Linked DNA regions of Mus musculus: region 1 is linked to region 2. A link is a contact called in ENCODE Hi-C data. All regions are on one chromosome and are shown on one strand. The core of a region is the stretch at or near the end of the contact, and the rest is flanking DNA. Distances in the headings are between cores, read along the strand shown.

What was found. Hi-C counts contacts between places; a loop is a spot of excess contacts on that map.
Region 1: a loop to region 2 is called in a map of heart, with 4 times the contacts of the local background. The contact joins the promoter of Olfr1009 here to the enhancer-like site in region 2. A Hi-C loop is called at or near these places in 5 of 37 maps with a recorded cell type or tissue (adrenal gland, heart and left cerebral cortex).

What each region holds. Positions count from the first base shown.
Region 1 is chr2:85,718,094-85,722,793 of GRCm38, forward strand. Olfr1009 (olfactory receptor 1009) reads left to right here and starts at 3,314. Exons shown (of 1, transcript NM_146572.2): 1 at 3,314-4,258. The coding sequence starts at 3,314. The coding sequence ends at 4,258.
Region 2 is chr2:85,128,040-85,132,550 of GRCm38, forward strand. No RefSeq gene overlaps it. Among named protein-coding and RNA genes, the nearest start is that of Aplnr, 6.1 kb to the right of the region's middle. Within about 2 kb of position 1,517, at least 1 of the 3 ENCODE cell types and tissues checked has a DNase peak (open chromatin) inside an H3K27ac peak, as active enhancers do; it is heart, where a contact is called at or near this core.

The DNA.
Region 1 (4,700 bases), core at 2,064-4,563, 590 kb after region 2:
ACAGACAATTAGAAGTTCATCTTGGGTAGCACAGACATTTATTACAGTGAGTGTGAATAATATCGGGTTTAATTGGGTGTTTGGTGATAGAGGGGCTTATGTTGGGTTTGATTAATATTTTAAGTGTTTGATATGTTCTTTTAGCTGTGCTAAGACATGTAATCTAACTAAGGCTAATGACATTCTGCAGGTAGAGATATGTGTGGGTTTTTGAACTCCTCAGACAAGGTCAGAGAAGGGTAAACCCTGCTAATGAAGGGAGTCCTCCATTATGTGCTAAGCTCAAAAGATAATCCACTCAATGGTAATCTTTGACCTTAATTAGCAGAGTTTTCCCACAGTAATTATGATTAAAATAAATCCATTTCAAGTACACAAAATTGATACCCCTTTAGGTTACACAGGATAGATAAGGTAAGTTCTTGGGTCTCTCATTGCGTGTGTAGTATCATATGTACAGTGTTTCTAGGCTACAGAATTTATGTGTGCTAGGGAGTAACATCAAGCTGACGATAACAGAGAACAACACAGGACAGAATAATTTACAGCCAAACTTCAGCATCAAACAGCATTTCTCTGGGAGTTCTCTGAGTTCTTTAAATTTAATAACCACTGCACTTTTAGGTGTGCTTTTAAACACTGAACATTTTGTGTTCCACAGCAATGCATAAGCTGGTGTTGGGATATTAGGAGATATCAGGTTCCTAGATAGACAAATCTTAGTGTGGAAAGTCCAGGTGCACTGAGTTTGGTCAGAGTGATAAAAATCCCCTAATGCTTTTAGAAAACATCAGCCTTGGGGCCTTAGATACATCCCAGTCCACTGGTCCGCAGCTTAGAGTTTGTTCTCTATCACAGTGATGACCCAGGCATAGGTGAACCCAACACACTGATCCTGAGAGGGAGAATCTGTTACTGCCCAGTGAAAAAAGCAACTTTCACAACTATGGCTGACAGATCCTAGATCTGTGAGTTTAAAAATAAATGTTTAAGAGCTGGATTGGCAATATATATGAATACAGTTGTTGAGCAGAGAATATTACTGTTGCAGTTTCATTTCGGAGATTGTAAAAGAGAAATTACTACTGACACTGGGCCTATTGACACTTCTGCTAACCTGGAGTGAAACTGTTTAAACTGTTTACTCCTCATTCCATTTATCTGCGCTAAGTTGACATGTGGGGCTGTACCAGCTATGGTTATCATAGTTTTTCTATTCTTGTTTATCCTAAGAAGAATACCATACTGTTCTAATTACTGTATCTTTATAATGTGTTTTGCCATTTGTCTAATGGATTATTCCCCTCTATATCGTTTTTCAACATGGCTTTGACTGACTTAATGTTTTTCTCTTGCATAAATTTTGCAATCGGAAGTTACATTTTAAGATGTGATTAGATGTTTGATTGGACTTGCATTGAATTTGTCAAATAATTTGATGAGACTCCTAGCCCGGTTAGTCTAAGTTGTAAAAAGGACAGGAGAAAACAAGTCTTCTGACAAAATCGTTCACAGGAATGAAGGAAAATCAGGTTCCAGTCACATCGGTGGGAAAGATTGAATTTGTATGAGAAGGATATAAAGCAAATGTTTGATTGCCTGAAAGCGAAATGGAACATAGGTAAGGTACCGCTATTTATATGTAACAACAAATAGACACTGGATTCTGTCTTCTTAAACCAAATATTTAGAAACAATGCATCCGTGAGCATCCCACTTGTCTGTCTGCCTGTGTTACAAATTGAGGCTGTATCACTTTGTCAAAGCAACATAGATCTTCCAAAAAAGAATGAAGACTTCCCATCTACTGATGGAATTTTCAACAATAGAGACTAGAGGGTAATGGTTTAATAGAAAGAGCAATGGTCACTGACAAGAAAACCCTGTTAGGACACTGAACAGCTGTAAAATTATCCATGAGACAAATGTTACTTCTTCCTGACTTCACATCGAGTTTATCTGTGTCTGCCACCTAACTGAGGGGCAAACCAGGAAGTGTTTGCTTTTCCAATGGGATAACCCCCCCCCCAAGAAGAAAATGTGTCCTTACAACTAAGATTTTACTTATACATTTATCTGTTCCATTTATTTAGTTATCTCTCTGCTTCATTGAACATGCCATAATTTGTGTTTTTTTAATTAAAAACTTTAAAAATCTTTTTTGCAAGGTTGAGAATGGAAACTAGAACCTTGAACATTCTTGCTATATTCCTTACCTCTGAGCCACCCATGTAGCTATTTTCACTGAAAATTTAAATGTTCTTTTCTGTGCTTATTAATGGTTATTTTAACAACTGCTATCTAAAATATGAATTTTTTTCTGCTGATACTTTGTATGTTGTTATTTTTTCATTTTTTCACATTGCACTGGAATTCCAATGATTCATTGAACAGTTCTAACTTTTATTGATTAATTTTGTTGCTTGACAATTTCATAAGTATATATGATGTATAATATATTTTAATTACTTTCTTCCACACTTTTTAGCATTTACCCATATCAACCTCCATCTATCTTAGTTAATTATTCAAAGTTTTCTATGAGTCATTTTGTCAAACAGTGACATTTCTCTAGTTCTTATTTTTCTGTAATTTATATTTAAAAATATTTATCTCAATTAAAAATATTTTTGTGTTTGTGTGTGTTTATGTATCTATATGTAAGTGCTCTTAACTGTCACAGAGTCATCTCTGTAACTCCAGCATTTTCTATTATTCTTATATTTTGTTTTCTTTATAGGTTTTGGAATGTTGTGGTCTCTATTATCATGTTCAATCCATAAGCTCTATGCAACCTTATAAGACTTATGATCATGTCAGTATCTACATTGCTTATTTTTAAGAAGATTATTTTTTATTATGCTAATTACTTTATTAAATAGGATCAAAAGTAGAACCCGGCATTTACTAAGTAAGGTATTATTTTATTTAGCTTCCACCCCAGCCCAAATGATTGTTTTTATTTTTATTTTGAAAAGGACATTTGAGATCTACCTCTTATAAAATGAATTCAGAGATATCGTGAAAATAACAATAATGTTTCCCCCTTTAGTCTGTAAAGGCATTGGAGGGTTTCAGGTATAATGCCTAAGCATTTCATACTTACACCGGAGTTTTCTCTTTATGACACTTAAACTCATGTTACTCTTCAGATAGTATATATTACATTTACTAGTACTTTTTTTTTTTAATCCAGAAAGTCAAGTTTCAGATTTTAGCCTGTAGTTTCTTCTCTTGTGCATTACCAAGAAGTTTTAAGACACAACTATCATGTTGCTCTTCATTGTTCTTGCCTTAGAGACGAACCTTATTAATGGCGGATGAGAACTATACAAGGATCACAGAATTCATTTTCATTGGCTTGAGATACCACCCTAATCTGCAGGTCTTCCTGTTCTTGCTCTTTCTGCTTTTTTACCTGGTTACCATGACGGGAAACTTAGGTATGATCATTCTCATTCGGGTAGATTCTCGCCTTCACACTCCAATGTACTTTTTCCTCAGCCACCTGTCATTTGTGGACATTTGCTTCTCGTCAGTCGTGGCCCCCAAGATGCTCACAGACTTCTTTGCAGATAAAAAAGCTATCTCTTTTCTGGGCTGTGTATTACAGCAATGGTTCTTTGGGTTCTTTGTGGCCATTGAGTGTCTTCTCTTGGCATCCATGGCCTATGACAGATATGTAGCCATCTGTAACCCCCTGTTGTATTCAGTAGCCATGTCCCAGAGACTCTGCATACAGCTGGTGATCGGACCCTATGCTGTTGGCTTTTTTAATACCATGACTCACACGACAGCTGCTTTCCGACTTCCCTTTTGTGGCTCCAATATTATCAATCATTTCTTCTGTGACATGTCTCCTATCCTTTCCCTCATATGTGCTGACATACGGATCAACAAACTGTTGGTTTTCATCGTGGCAGGCGCTGTATTGATTGTCAGTAGTACCACCATCATAGTCTCCTACTTTCACATCCTCATTGCCATCCTGAGAATCCGCTCAGCTGAAGGTAGGAGGAAAGCCTTCTCTACCTGCTCTTCCCATGTTACAGCAGTTTCTATTTTGTACGGGACTCTCTTCTTTATCTATGTGAGGCCAAGCGCCATTTCTTCTCTGGACCTCAATAAGGTGGTGTCTGTTTTCTACACAGCAGTGATTCCCATGCTTAACCCGCTCATCTACAGCCTGAGGAATAAAGAAGTGAAATCGGCCATGGGCAGGACAGTTGCTAAAGCCAAAGTTTTCCTCAAAAATTAAACTGTCATTTGGAGTACAAAATAGATTCAGAGCAAAGCTTCCAGACATGATCTGATCCCCCTAGGCAGCATCTCAACATGACAAACATTTTGCAGAGTTTGTAATTGACATCCTTTTATCTTTCTGTGTGACTTTTGTTTTACTACATAAAATACATTTTATTTTAGTAAATAAAGCTTTATTTCATCATATTACTATGAATATAACTTTCTACTTAAGCTCAGGGTTCTTTCCCTTAAATATATTTATTTTTTGAAAGTAAGATAAAATCTAATAAATACAACAGCAACCAGATATGAATCATATATTATAGAATGCATAACCCAAGATTTTATATGTGTAAAATTGAAAATAACAAGCAGAGTGTTTTGCTTAGCTTGAAAGTAATTTTAATTAAATGATTTTCTCATTTATTTAATTTTATGCCATGTAATCTATTTTC
Region 2 (4,511 bases), core at 267-2,766:
CTCTCCTTCCATTGATGACTGACTAGGCCATTCTCTGCTTCATATACAGCTAGAGCCATGAGTCCCACCATGTGATTTCTTTGGTTGGTGGTTTAGTCCCTGGGAGCTCTGGGGGTACTGGTTGGTTCCTGTTGTTGTTCTTCCTATGGGGCTGCAAACCCCTTCAGCTCTTTGGGTCCTTTCTCTAGCTCCTCCATTGGAGACCCTGTGCTCTGTCCAATGGATGCCTGTGAGCATCCACTCCTGTATCTTTCAGGCACTGGCAGAGCTTCTGTGTGAACCTTTCTGATGAGGCATGGTCACATTCTTTTTCTTCCTTGGCATCCTTGACACTTAGCGTGTATTTTACCCTCACAACTCTCACTGTTTGCTAGACCAGATTTCCATGCTCGTTTCTCTGTGCAGTGAGGGCGACAGTGCAGGGATAAGCTGCATCTTATTTGGGATGAAAAGATCAACTTTGCAGCCTTATCTAACTTTATTCCCATATTCATTAGCATATAAATTGATTATAAAGCTTTATAAAGTATAAGTAAGGAATGTCACACTGATATTTCTGTATGTGCATACAGTTTGCTAACGTACTTTGATCACAATCACCCCTCTTTGGTCTTTCTCATCCTCTGGGTTCCTCATCCTTTTCGCTTTCACATCCCTAATGTTTTTTTCTCTCTCTTCCAAGCCCTGCCCCTCGCTTAAATCTCTCACATGGGAGAAAACACCATGTCTGTCTTCATGAAACCGGCTTATTATTCTCGACAGGATGACGTCAAGTTCCACCCATTTAGCTTCAAAGGACATCATTTTATTCTTTATGGTTGAATAAAATTTCACTGTGGATATATACCACATTTCTTTATCTAGTCATGAGTCATTGCTGGGCACCTGACTGTCTCTATACCTTGACGATTTTGAGTTTGGCAACATGGTCTTGACTGACTTCAGTCCTCTGACATTTTAAGCTCTTTCTTCTGTGGCCCCATAACTTGGTCCACAAGGCCCTCAGCATTTTCGGAACGTGATAATACTTTACCCTCACATTCTTTTCGACTCTGATCGCCAGTCCCAGGTGATAAAGATAGACACACCGTCTCTCAAATCACTCCCACCTTATAGACGAGGAAACTGAGTCTTGCAATGGTTAGATTTTCAAGACTTCGAGTAGCAGCACAGGCTCCAATCTCTTTCCTTTGAACCCTGCTTTATTGATGGTGACCCTGTGGGAAGTGATGGGCTGCTCAGACTAGAATGAGAATGGCCTGTCAAGGCCAAGAGTGAACATCTGGTCAATGGAGGTACACAGTGGTCCTAAGGTGCCCTTCAGGGTAAAGTAGAGGAGATTTCTGCACTCCGTGGAAGCGGGGAAAGCAGGGTGAAGACACTTTGTATAGTTCTGAGAATGCAGCATGCTCTCTTTTCCTCAGGGAGATGGACAGATACTGTTGTCACCAGTGCTGGCAGGCTGGGATTTCCTCCTTTAGAGCTACAAGGCTAGCCTTCCCCTAGACCCGGTCCCCTTGCAGTGCCTGCAGCCTGATTGCGTTGGTCTTCTCCCCTGGAGGGCCAGCCCCACATCCTCCCATTGTCAGAGCTGATATAGTTCCTCATTAATTTAGACTCGTGTAAATATTTTTGGAAGCATTGCTTTGCTGTCCTGAAGGTTGGTAGGGCTGAGTGTGAGCTGGCTGGGGTCTCATCCGCCTCTTCCTGACCTCCTTCCTGCTTCTGTTGTTTCCTGCCCTCTGCCTCTTGCCGGGAGTCCCTCATCACAGCTAGACAAAGGCCAGGGAGCTGTGGGGAGAAGGCTTCCTCTGCAGGAGTTCTTGGGGGCCTGGGAGGGGCCGACTGGGTGGCCCAGGGACAACTGGGCAAAGCCCTTTCCTTCCCTGAACCTTGCCTTCCTCCCCAGTGAAACCCAATGTGTGGAATAGCTTAGTAGCCTCAACCTTTTACCATCAAAGGCCACTTTGCTTGCTTTCCTGTTCTTCCCCGGTGAGCTCCCGTCAGGGAAGGATTGTGTTTGTCCAACCCACACCATTTATTAAATAATAATGATTCTCAGTTTTTATTCAACAAAGGCCTGCTGAGCAGCACGGGAGGAACCAGAGCCACCGCACGGATTTGCTCAAACCCAGGCTCGAGCCACTGCTGCGTGGCATTTAGAGGTTTATCCTTGTGAAGGGAAAGGGGACCGTGCCATTTCCGAAAGATTTTATGCAATGCTGGTGCTGACCCCACGCTACCTACCTTTCCCCTGTTACTATCTTCTATGGCCTACGGCCTCAACTTAGGAACCAAAGGTCTTGATGAATTAGAAATCTTTCCTGTTCCAGGTTCCACGAGCTCAATCTCTACCCACACCATCCTGAGGAGGGCTCCGGTCGGTCCCTTCTGAGGTTATACACATGGTGGTGGTATGGTGGTATTCACATGGGTTTGTTAGAGTTACCATGGATGGGGTTCTATGTGTGTGTGTGTGTGTGTGTGTGTGTGTGTGTGTGTGTGTGTGTGTGCGCGCACGCGCGCAAAGGTGGGTGTGTTGGTGAGTAAGAGTATAAGAGAGATCAGGAGAGACCTCCAGATTCCTGCTGATCCCATTCTAATCCATCAGACAGGGCTTGGTGCCCTGATTGTAATCTGACCCTGCATTTAGTGACTGAGAGGTCCCTTCATTGTTCCCTTTTGACCTCACTGGAAAGAAAGCCACTTGCCCAGCCACTATTGGAGCTGCTGCCACAGTCCCCAGAATCATAGAAAAAAATAGACCAGACTGGTCCAGTGTCTTCTCATACAGATAGAGAAACTTGTTGGGGGTGTGTGTGGTTGGAGGTTTGGTTGGGCTACAAAGCCAGCTGATCATTCAAGCTTCAGACACAGCAAGCTTCAGTTAGGATTCCAGAGACCCCCATGAGGCCTCCACAGACAATGCTTGCTCAAACTACCAGCTTTCATTTATTCTCTGCACCATTAGCCTGGCTTAACTCCCTTTGTGGTGTTTATCAGGGCCCCAGTGCTCTGCCTTCGCTCACCAGTCACTTCCTCACCCCTAGCAAGTACAGGGGATCAGAGACTAAGCCTGAATTATTCTGTGATGTGTTCAGAGCCCCCCTCCCCCGCCCCAGTCTCTCACACACTAGTTGTTCAACAAACACCTGTTGAGTTGAGTGAATGGACAAATAGGTAGGAAAGGATTGGAACTCATATCCCTGGGCCTCAGGCTGCTGCATTATTTCTGTCTTTCCTGTTCAGGGTGCTCAGGGAGCCTAGAGAGTTTGAAATAGGGTCAAGAAGCTGGAAGTAGTACCAAATGGTGGAATGAGTTAGAGCACGGGTGGTGGCAGGGATATCAGAGGGGGTGGGGTGGATGTAAGGGGGAGATTAGCTTTAATTGCTAAAGATGACCATTTGGTTTTGGTCAGATAAGGAGTAGGGCTGGGGTGGTACTGCAGTGTTCTGGCTGAAGACAATAGCAGCGCTATTGGAGTGAGGCAGGTAGTCAGGTAGTTAAATTTCAGCTATATCTACCTCCCTGTTTCTCCCCATCTCCCCTCCACCCCCAGCTTCCTCAGATAGCAAACCAGCTGTTAGGGACACAGCTGTGGCTACCTCTTGGAGAGAGAGAGAGAGAGAGAGAGAGAGAGAGAGAGAGAGAGAGAGAGAGAGAGAGAGAGAGAGAGAGAGAGAGAGAGAGAGACTGTTGCCTGGGTGAGTTCCCAAGCTGTGGAGTTCAAAGCAGACCTGTGAAGTCAGGGGCAGAGCAGAGCGCTGGAAGGGAGGGGGTGAGAAGTCAGTGAGGGGTAGAGAAAGGCTACACTTCTACTTTGATGTCCCAGCACAGAGCTTGAGCCAGGTCTGGGTGGGGTCCCAGCAGATGGCTTTAGCTTTCCTCTTCAACTCAAAGCTTTAGAGAGAGCCAATTAGCCACACTTTCCTGTCCTTTAGGCAGGATGTTTATCTAGTCCTCTGAAACTATGACATAGCTGTGTGAGTCCAGGGCACACTCCTACCCCCACTCTATATAAGAAAGCACATTCCCCTACACACATAAATATGTATACCCATTTATTGCACATGCAAGCAAGGCATACCCTCGCACACACATGCATTTATACACTTATCTGCAGTCTGTTCACAAGGATCCCTAGATGTCACATCTAAGTGGCCTTACATCATATATAAAACTTGCACTCACTAAGTGCACATGACAGTGTCCATCACAGCCAAGGCTGGCTTTGTTCTCTAGGTGAGGAGTCAGCTTGTGGGGAAAGTTGGGGAAGACTTCTGAACCCAACTCTAGAATTTTCACTCTGCTAGCAATTTTGGCCCTTCTCATGGAACAGGGCCAAGACACTTTTCTGCCAGGAACTGTTTATCTCTGACTTGTCACAATACCTAACTGAAATCACCTCGGGGAGAGAAGTCCCCTAGGAAACCTTCTTGTTCCTCTCCTAGGTCACCTAGCCCTGGGGACTCTGGCTAACAACCCTGCCTTAGCTACTGCTTTACCACTT